2 separate regions of the Homo sapiens genome follow, and region 2 is linked to region 1. The links are chromatin loops, found by intact Hi-C in ENCODE. Cell type or tissue: A673. All regions are shown on one strand. Links, peaks and the distances in the headings refer to the core of each region. The heading gives the core; the rest is flanking DNA.

Evidence for each region. Peaks named below come from ENCODE experiments on the same cell type or tissue, not always from the same donor. Only the 100,000 strongest peaks of a DNase experiment are listed, where the experiment ranks them.
Region 2: it touches region 1 in a loop (9-fold over the local background); 2 of 110 quality-filtered maps call a loop at or near these places.

Annotation. Positions count from the first base shown.
Region 1 is chr3:163,466,322-163,471,713 of GRCh38, forward strand. It overlaps the pseudogene RNU7-82P. Among named protein-coding and RNA genes, the nearest start is that of LINC01192, 170 kb to the left of the region's middle. In A673, for the core only: no CTCF peak of the experiment used is centred there; DNase peaks (open chromatin) are centred at 2,530, 2,830 and 3,560; H3K27ac peaks cover 3,741 bases.
Region 2 is chr3:163,054,660-163,060,051 of GRCh38, forward strand. No RefSeq gene overlaps it. Among named protein-coding and RNA genes, the nearest start is that of LINC01192, 250 kb to the right of the region's middle. In A673, for the core only: a CTCF peak has its summit at 2,414 (motif pointing right); a DNase peak (open chromatin) is centred at 2,422; H3K27ac peaks cover 2,858 bases.

The DNA of each region.
Region 1 (5,392 bases), core at 230-5,229:
ATCACGCCCGGCTAATTTTTTTGTATTTTTAGTAGAGACGGGGTTTCACCATGGTCTCGATCTCCTGACCTCGTGATCCGCCCACCTCGGCCTCCCAAAGTGCTGGGATTACAGGCGTGAGCCACCATGCCCGGCTCAAATCTTTTGTCGATTTTTATCAGATTATTATATATTTTTTTCCTATAGAGTTGTTTGAGCTCCTTATATATTCTGGTTATTAATTCCTTGTCAGATGGGTAGTTTGCATATATTTTCTCCCATTCTGTGCATTGTCTCTTCATTTTGTTGATCATTTCCTGTGCTTTATGAGAAGAGAGTGAAAGTATTCTAGAATGAATACAAGGAGACGAGTATGAAAAATTAAATTACCATGAGTACAAAGAAAGGACAGCATTCCACACACACCAATTGTGGAAAAGAAATGTGGGCCTGAAGAACAACCTGTAAGTTTGATAACATTAAATAGCAACAAAATCTCCTTATTTCATATTTACTTGTATGGTATATATCTATAGTCTTGGGTTTGGTAAATATTCTCCTAATTGATGACATACACATTAAAGTGAAATATTTATAAGAAAAAAATCAAATTTTTATTTGAACATTATATTTTAACATGAAAGCCAAATAAAAAGTATTAAAAGCAAAAGATATAACATAATATATAATGTCCTCTAAGTAACTTTCAAATATTAAAAAAAGATACTTTGAAACTTTTAAAAAAGGTTTTATGCTAAACTTTTTAAAGAGGTATTATTTTATCATTTATGTTTTCAAAATTTTTTCAAAATATTTCTCAGTTTTATATTTGTACTTTGTTTTTTTGATGTTTAATATCATGTTTATTTTTTTATTTATTTATTTTTATTATTATTGTACTTTAAGTTTTAGGGTACATGTGCACAATGTGCAGGTTAGTTACATATGTATACATGTGCCATGCTGGTGCGCTGCACCCACTAACTCGTCATCGAGCATTAGGTATATCTCCCAAAGCTATCCCTCCCCCCTCCCCTGACCCCACAACAGTCCCCAGAGTGTGATGTTCCCCTTCCTGTGTCCATGTGTTCTCACTGTTCAATCCCCACCTATGAGTGAGAATATGCGGTGTTTGGTTTTTTGTTCTTGCGATAGTTTACTGAGAATGATGATTTCCAATTTCATCCATGTCCCTACAAAGGACATGAACTCATCATTTTTTATGGCTGCATAGTATTCCATGGTGTATATGTGCCACATTTTCTTAATCCAGTCTATCATTATTGGACATTTGGGTTGGTTCCAAGTCTTTGCTATTGTGAATAATGCCACAATAAACATACGTGTGCATGTGTCTTTATAGCAGCATGATTTATAGTCCTTTGGGTATATACCCAGTAATGGGATGGCTGGGTCAAATGGTATTTCTGTTTCTAGATCCCTGAGGAATCGCCACACTGACTTTCACAATGGTTGAACTAGTTTACAGTCCCACCAACAGTGCAAAAGTGTTCCTATTTCTCCATACTCTCTCCAGCACCTGTTGTTTCCTGACTTCAAACTATACTACAAGGCTACAGTAACCGAAACAGCATGGTACTGATACCAAAACAGAGATATAGATCAATGGAACAGAACAGAGCCCTCAGAAATAACGCTGCATATCTACAACTATCTGATCTTTGACAAACCTGACAAAAACAAGAAATGGGGAAAGGATTCCCTATTTAATAAATGGTGCTGGGAAAACTGGCTAGCCATATGTAGAAAGCTGAAACTGGATCCCTTCCTTACACCTTATACAAAAATCAATTCAAGATGGATTAAAGACTTAAATGTTAGACCTAAAACCATAAAAACCCTAGAAGAAAACCTAGGCATTACCATTCAGGACATAGGCATGGGCAAGGACTTCCATGTCTAAAACACCAAAAGCAATGGCAACAAAAGACAAAATTGACAAATGGGATCTAATTAAACTAAAGAGCTTCTGCACAGCAGAAGAAACCACCAACAGAGTGAACAGGCAACCTACAAAATAGGAGAAAATTTTCGCAACCTACTCATCTGACAAAGGGCTAATATCTAGAATCCACAATGAACTCAAACAAATTTACAAGAAAAAAAACAAACAACCCCATCAAAAAGTGGGTGAAGGACATGAACAGACACTTCTCAAAAGAAGACATTTATGCAGCCAAAAAACACATGAAAAAATGCTCATCATCACTGGCCATCAGAGAAATGCAAATCAAAACCACAATGAGATACCATCTCACACCAGTTAGAATGGCAATCATTATATTTGTACTTTGTAAGTTTATGAAGACACAGTCAAGATTCCAGAGCAAATGATTATTAACAGATCACTAATCTTAAAATGATGAGCTATATTTTACAGAGATTGGAAGCAAATAATCTTCCTAGTTGATATTGACCACAATTCCTTCAGTTTTTGTTCCAATTATGAATCAGCTTTTCAAACAACCCCCAAGAGAAAGAAAGAAACGAGAGAGAGAGGAAGGAAGGAAGGAAGGAAGGAAGGAAGGAAGGAAGGAAGGAAGGAAGGAAGGAAGGAAGACACCAATTTCTCCAAGACACTAAACTGTTGATTTCTGGTGCTTAAATTGCCACAAAATTTGCAACAGAAAGCTACTAATACAATATATCTCTGGTCAATATGTATCACAGGCAGATGTTTTCACTCCTACCTCTCAACCAAAAAAAATAAAAAAGAAAAGAAAGAAAGAATAAAAAACACAGATGCCAGAACCTGTTTTACCATGTGTGATGAGGTAACTAGAAATTTGTTCCGCTTTCATTTTCAAAGTGTTATTTTCTATTTTTCTCTATGTGACCCAGTTGGATCTGGTCGCTTTCTGGTTGACTTTCAAAATGCAGTGATTTATCTCACTATAACATTTGTCTTAGCCAATTACATTCTTTTTGGTAGGAAGTCATGGACTTGAGCGTCAATAATTGCTTTGAAGAAGTCACAGATGAGAGAGAAATGAGAGGGAATAAAACACCCTCATTGTGAACAAACTATGTGGACCTCAGCCATAAATTTGCAGAAGAATTGTCCACAAGGTAAGGATAAGCATCATATAAATTATTTTGTTGAAATAAAAACCATTCTGAAAAGCTTCTTATGTATATAATTTCCTCATAAATATTTGCTTAATTAAATTGACCAGAAGGTAAACATAGTGTCTGGAAGACATTTAAAAAATATTCATGCAACACATTAAAATAAATAGAAATTTTAGGAAACTTGGGACTAGTTATGCTATTTGTCATAATGAACTTACTTTAAAATTTATCAAAAGTTTTTTTTCTCATTAAATCTGGAAATTAAGCAGGCACACAATGATGTAAGGAATAATGAACATTATCAAAATATGGATTCAACTCTTCTTTACACAGCAAAACATTCAATTTAAAGATAAATCTCACAGAGACTTATACTGAAAAAAAAATGTGCTTTGCAACAGAAAAAAATTAAAAAAAGAAAGCTAGTCCAAATATGGGCTAGTCTGACGCTGATGCTATTGTGGAGCATTTTATATTAGGATTCAATGTGGCTAGTCATGCCAACCTTAATACATGCAAAGCTGTTATAAATCAGGAAGCCATCTAAACTCTAGGAAAGAAAAAAGTACACCTCAGCTATAGTTAAAATGTTCTTAGGATTCTGTTTGCATGTTTACCTCTCTAAATTTGAAAATGCTAGATAGTCTTTATTGGACCCATATATGAGCTGAACCACTCATCTGTGCATATAGCTCACAGCCTATATTTCTATATTCCAGAAATGGTTCCTGGTAGACATTTCTTCGGGGGTCTATAACGTTTGACCCTCAAAGAACATTTGGTTGTGTCTACCTTTTATTTTTTCTCCATGCGGGATTTTCTGGTGAAAACTGGAAAACCTACTAGACAAATTGTAAAAGAGCTATAACACTTGGGCTGTGTCTCTTTGATCAGTCTGCTTCTAGGGCACTTATTTCAAGACTTTGAAATAGAGGAATCTGGTGTATAGAATTGCTTGTGACTTTTGCACATTGGTTTTGTATCCTGAGACTTCGCTGAAGTTCCTTATCAGCTTACAAGATTTTGGGCTGAGACAATGGGGTTTTCTAAATATACAATCATGTCATCTGCAAACAGAGACAATTTGACTCCCTCTCTTCCTACTTGAATACACTTCATTTCTTTTTCTTGCCTGATTTCCCTGGCCAGAACTTCCAATACTGTGTTGAATAGGAGTGGTGAGAGAGGACATCCTTGTCTTGGGCTGCTTTTCAAAGGGAATGCTTCCAGCTTTTGCCCATTAAGTATAATATTGGCTATAAGTTTGTCATAAATAGCTCTTATTATTTTGAGATATGTTCCATCAATACCTAGTTTATTGAGAATTTTTAACATGAAGCAATGCTGAATTTTATCAAAGGTCTTTTTTGCATCTATTGAGATAATCATGATTTTTTTCTTTTTTTTTTTTTTGGAACACAACCATAACTTTTTGTTTATTGCTTACATATTTCTTTTTTTATTATACTTTAAGTTTTAGGGTACATGTGCACATTGTGCAGGTTAGTTACATATGTATACATGTGCCATGCTGGCGCGCTGCACCAACTCGTCATCTAGCATTAGGTATATCTCCCAATGCTATCCCTCCCCCCTCCCCCCACCCCACAACAGTCCCCAGAGTGTGATATTCCCCTTCCTGTGTCCATGTGATCTCATTGTTCAATTCCCACCTATGAGTGAGAATATGCGGTGTTTGGTTTTTTGTTCTTGCGATAGTTTACTGAGAATGATGATTTCCAATTTCATCCATGTCCCTAAAAAGGACACGAACTCATCATTTTTTATGGCTGCCTAGTATTCCATGGTGTATATGTGCCACATTTTCTTAATCCAGTCTATCATTGTTGGACATTTGGGTTGGTTCCAAGTCTTTGCTATTGTGAATAGTCCCACAATAAACATACGTGTGCATGTGTCTTTCCAGCAGCATGATTTATAGTCCTTTGGGTATATACCCAGTAATGGGATGGCTGGGTCAAATGGTATTTCTAGTTCTAGATCCCTGTGGAATCGCCACACTGACTTCCACAATGGTTGAACTAGTTTACAGTCCCACCAACAGTGTAAAAGTGTTCCTATTTCTCCACATCCTCTCCAGCACCTGTTGTTTCCTGACTTTTTAATGATTGCCATTCTAACTGGTGTGAGATGGTATCTCATTGTGGTTTTGATTTGCATTTCTCTGATGGCCAGTGATAATGAGCATTTTTTCATGTGTTTTTTGGCTGCATAAATGTCTTCTTTTGAGAAGTGTCTGTTCATGTCCTTCACCCACTTTTTGATGGGGTTGTTTGTTTTCTTCTTGTAAATTTGTTGG
Region 2 (5,392 bases), core at 164-5,163, 410 kb before region 1:
AAATCTCCCAGGCCTATTTCCTTCCTTTCTGATATATAGAGATCAAATACCTTCCCTATAGGAAGACTGAGGGCTGATGCTTTAAGTAAGACTTGCTTTAGCTGGTTAAGGGCTTTTGAGTTTTAGGTTGCCAAGTTATGGAGTGAGTTCTAGCTGCTTGAGTTTCTTTTATGAGGTGGCATAAAGGATGAGTTATTTCACCATACTGAGGTATCCACGATCTACAAAAACCTGTGATGCCCCCATATTTTCCTAGCTGTTTGAGGGTTTGGGGAAGGGGAAAGGAGGAAATAGGCTGAATCTTTTCCTCGTCTAATGCTCTGGTTCCTTCTGACAAGACAAGACCTAGGTATCTAACCGAAGTTTGCCAGAGCTGAGTTTTAGATTTGGAAATTTTTTATCCTTTACATACTAGAAAATTAAGAAGAACCTCAGTGCCTTCTTGAGAAACCCCCTCAGTTGGGGCACAGAAGGGAGTGTTTTTACATAGTGCAAAATATTAAATTGAGGGTGAATAAAACTAGAAAGATCTTTGGACAGGGCCTGTTTCAGCAACTTTCTTCTGATATCAGGAGCTGCCTGAATAATGAAGTTGTTTTCTATTAAATTGGGAGACAAGTAGGTGTGTCTTACTAAAGCTTCTCTCAGCCTTTCCAAAAAGGCAGTGGAATTTTCATCTGGTTTCTGGTTCAACAAGGACAGTTTAGATTAATTAAGAGGTTTGCTTAATTTGCTGGTTCTTCTTATTTTTTGCAAGACTTTTAATAGGCACATTAGAAAGTGGGGTTTTTTTCACTTATTTATGGGGTCACTAGGGCCCCAGTTAGGGTATTCAAGGTGCACTGACTCTCTTCCTATTGGGAATGAGGATTCTGTCTGTCTTTATTATTTTACCCTGTTTCCCCTTTTGACTGAGTTTCTTTTTTGACTGCCTATTATTCATCTTTGAATATCTTTGCTGCCTGTAGGTTTTCTTGTTTCCCTGAAACAGGGTTTGGCTTAAAAGTAGTATACCAACTCTTAATGTAAGATTCAACACTTGGGTTAAATTTTGAAAGGCATATATATACATATATACACGTGTATATATACATATACATGTGTATATATACATATATACATATATATGATATATATAATATATATATATCAGAGTTATTAGAGAACTTGTCTAGATTCTCCTTTGTCTAAGGTGCTGTAATGAGAAGGGAACTTGGAATCTAGTGGCACCATGTTCATTGGGCATTTCCTGGAGGGGCAAAGGCAAAATTGGGAATTTTTTGAGTGGCACAACCAGAAGAGCTAATGATTTGGCTATTGGGATTCCCAAATAAATGGAGCAGGTAGAGCACCCAGATATTGCATTTAAGCATTCCCCAAGGATGCGTCTGTCTTTGGGGAATTATCCTTTGTAGGCTTTCCTGACACGGCTGCCAAGAGGTAAGGGTTAATTTTACAATGCTTGCAAGGATCTGGGTTGTCTTGCAGGGTAAAGAAATATCTAGTTGTTGGATACTACTGAATTTAATGCATCCCTAAGAAGGCTAGGCCTTCTCATTGTAAGATGGCCATGCCCTTGTGCAATAGAATATAAGCTGTTTTCTTTTTAGAGTCTTAGGGTCAAAGATGTTTCCAGTTATTCAAAATGCACTCGAGGGGTGTACAGACTGCAGATAGTTTGTTACCCATCTAGAAAGTGGGGGGAGACAAGGCATCCCTCAGTTGCCTTCCTCCCTTTTGTGTGACACAGGGTGCAGGAAAAGAGAGAAATGGTGTCCCCCTTCTCCTCCTTTCTGCTCTCCTCTGAGTCCTGGCGACCATTATAGGTGCCACCCCATGGTTACAAGAGTGACCTTTACCCATGGTCCTGGAAAAGCTAGTCAGCAGAATGTGGTCACACTTACCTGCTTAAAACTTTAGCCTTCCACCATGCTGGATTCCTAGACTCACTCAGCCCAAAAGATACCAGAGGTGCCCCAGAGGTCTGGGAGAAATTATATAGTAGTTGGATTTGGAAAAGACCCTTTAATGGAGGGAGTTTTTTAAAACTATCTTTAACTTCCCTTGCTATGGCCGCATTAAAAAATTGAAATCCCACAGAATGGGACTGATTAACTTCTAAACATAAAATTAATTTTTTGTTTAAATTCCAATGTAATTGATTGCAAAACAGGTGCCTTAAAAGAGTATGAAAATTGAATAGCTGCCCCTATTTTGATGGGGACATTATTGAAGCTAAGATCTGTCTTATCAGGATAGCTTCCTCCTGGCTGTGGAGAGTGAAGTTTTTTTTCTGTTTACAAATAGGACATGTGGCCTGATAACTGAGAGAAGGATGCAGAAGAAAAAAGAATTGAGTAACCAGAGGTTTGGGGCAGAGGTCTAACAAGGCTCTCCGTGGAAAAAAATCCATTTCCACTAGGTGGCGGTGTAGGGTTAGAATGTTAGGTAAAAACAGACTCCAAATTCTTTTCATGCAAAATTTAGGAAAAGAGGTTTAGGGTTTGATAGGCTGCCCCTATAGAATTCCCCCCAGCATAATAAAATTAACTTGTCTCCCAAAAGAACTATTTAAATTCACTGGACAATGCTAAGCTCTTATATAAAGGAAAATACAACCCAAATGGAGAGGAGAATATACACTTAGGGTGAAGTTTGCTCCCATAGGGTGCCATGAATATCTATTATTGAGGGAGAGAAGGGACCTTACCAGGTGAAAATTTAGACTGAAATCTTGATTTTGCCCAGTTTCTAGGAAGTTACAGAAACAACAACCCTTTGTATTACATTCCTGATTGCTAAGACACAGACTAACTCCACCCAACAAGATTCTATCTCTAGTTTGCAAAAACACCTGCAACATTGTACGTAAAAAAAGGATAGGGCCGAGTGTGGTGGCTCACACCTGTAATCCCAAGATTTTGGGAGGCCAAGGCAAGCTGGTCACCTGAGGTCACGGTTCAAGACCAGCCTGGCCAACATGGCAAAACCCCATCTCGATCAAAAGTACAAAAATTAGCGAGGCATGGGGGCTGGACTGGCATCTGTAATCCCAGCTATTCAGGGGGCTGAGACAGGAGAATAGCTTGAATCTGGGAGGCAGAGGTTGCAGTGAGCTGAGATCATGCTGCTGCACTCCAGCCTGGGCCACAAGAGCGAGACTCCATCTCAAACAAACAAACAAACAAACAGGCATAGGAGATATGATATCTGGGAGAAGAAAGAAGGAAAATGCAATAGGAAACTACTGGAAGTCCTTGTGCTGACATCCTGATGGGTCATCAGTGACTGGACTTAGTCTAAGGACATTCAGATAACACTGAGGGGTAGCCCCAGCCAGAAATCTTCAGTTACTCTAGGACATCCTTCCAACCCCACACAATGGCTAGGTCCTCCATGAAAGGAAACAAGATTGAAATAAACAAGAATCCTCAGAAATTAAAGTAAAGGGTTAAAGTTAAACATTCACTCTTGATGAATTCCCTTCTGATGAATTCCCTTCTTCCTGGCCCATTCACCAAGATGTAGCGCCTGGAGTTGTTTGTCCTACTGCCAAAAAAATTAAGGAGCACAGACATAAAAGTGAAGTTGGAGTGAAAGTTTAATAAGCAAAAGAAGAAAGTTCTTTGCCAGCAGAGAGTGGGTCCCAAACGGGAGTACTCCCTATGAGGCTGGAGTCCAGGGTTTTTATGGACCGGGAAAGGGAAGAAATTTGGCCATGAGCTGTCTGGAGAATGCATCGCTAAGTTTGGCCCAAGGCCTTGGCCCAGGACCAATCAGGGGCTGAAGTGATGATTCATAAGGGCTGGACTTACAGTCCAACAAAGGAAAACAGAGCGCCCACCAGAACCCACTGGAACCCACTGTGCCCATGCCCACAAATGCAGAAGAAACTTTTCCTGGGAGCCCACTGACTATACAAAAGACAAAGGCATTTCTAGGCCAGGCCTTGTTCCTTTATCTGAGTGAGCTGGAGATTTGTGCAAGTTTTTATCCAAATGGATTGGAGGATTTCTGTGTAGCCGTGGGCATGTCTTCCAGCACAACAGCCTGTGCTAGTTCCCTTATCGATGCTACAGCTCGAATTTTTCCTCAGGCTGCTTATTATGTTACGTGAGGATGAGGCACTGAGCAATGGGCTGCGATTTCCCGAGGACCCTTCCCTTGCTGTCCACCTAAGGCAAACTAACCAACTCCTTTCAATATTATATGAATGCTGCCTAACAACTTTCAAAGCACTTTCCTGCATATCCCAGAAATCTAGTACTGTTAAAGCAATATAATTTTCATTCAGATTTTTTTTATATTTACCAATGTGAAAACATAGTAGAAATATATATGTCTTGTAAATTTAGCTTGCTAAAAAAGAGACTTTTATAACTTTAAGGTGATAATGGAAGGAGTTTGAACAAGTATTATTTTTTAAACACATAATGAGTCACTGCTATATTTTACAGACCATCTGAAAGACTAACTTAGATAAGAAGCATTAGCCAATTTTACTGTAAAATAATGGTTATTTTTACATTAGTTAGTGTGTCTGCATAACATTATAAGTCTCCCCTATAGATCACAAAAATATTCCTAAAAATATGTGATAACCTGAAGTAAAACAAGAGAACAGCTTTTCTAATGTCCCTATTTTATCTGATATATAAGAGTCATCCAAGGAAAATAGAACACATTCATATATTTAGATTCTGGATAATTAGAAAATATTATAAATAACCACATTGTTTAATACAAGTGTATGATTTGTTTATGTATTATCAGTAATAAATGTACAAAATTTCACACTTAACCATAACTCCAGAGCTACTGCTGTACTGCAAATAATTATAAAAAAGAAATAGCCCTAAGAGATTATGGTTCATGAAAAGAGATGCAAACAGAAGTTAATCTATAATATCATACATGTGAATTAACATATTTTATAAATATTGATTTCACTAACTGGGAATGCATAATAATTCTGATTATTTTTTAAAAAATTAATTTTATCTTTGGTTTGCTTAAAGAAAATCGGTTCGGGAATTTCTCCTTCTACCCTAAATAAAGTAATAGGATTTATATCTTCCCTCTCAACTAAAACAACCAAAAAAGGTAACAGACAAAGTGCGTAAAACAGTTGTCAAAACACTGGACTCAGAAAATGAAGGCAGTGATATATGAGAGAAAAAAAAAAAAAGAAAAGCAAGGTCAAACTTACAACCTTACAATTAATCTTTCTTACTGCTTTGAGATAATTTTCAGCCTGTGGTTTACTGAGAGGGAACTTAGACGAGCCCAATAGCCATAGGAAGGCAAAAGCAACACAACCCATAAGATCACTGTATTAGTCAGGGTTCTCTAGAGGAATAGAACTAATGGAATATATACATATGTGTGTGTG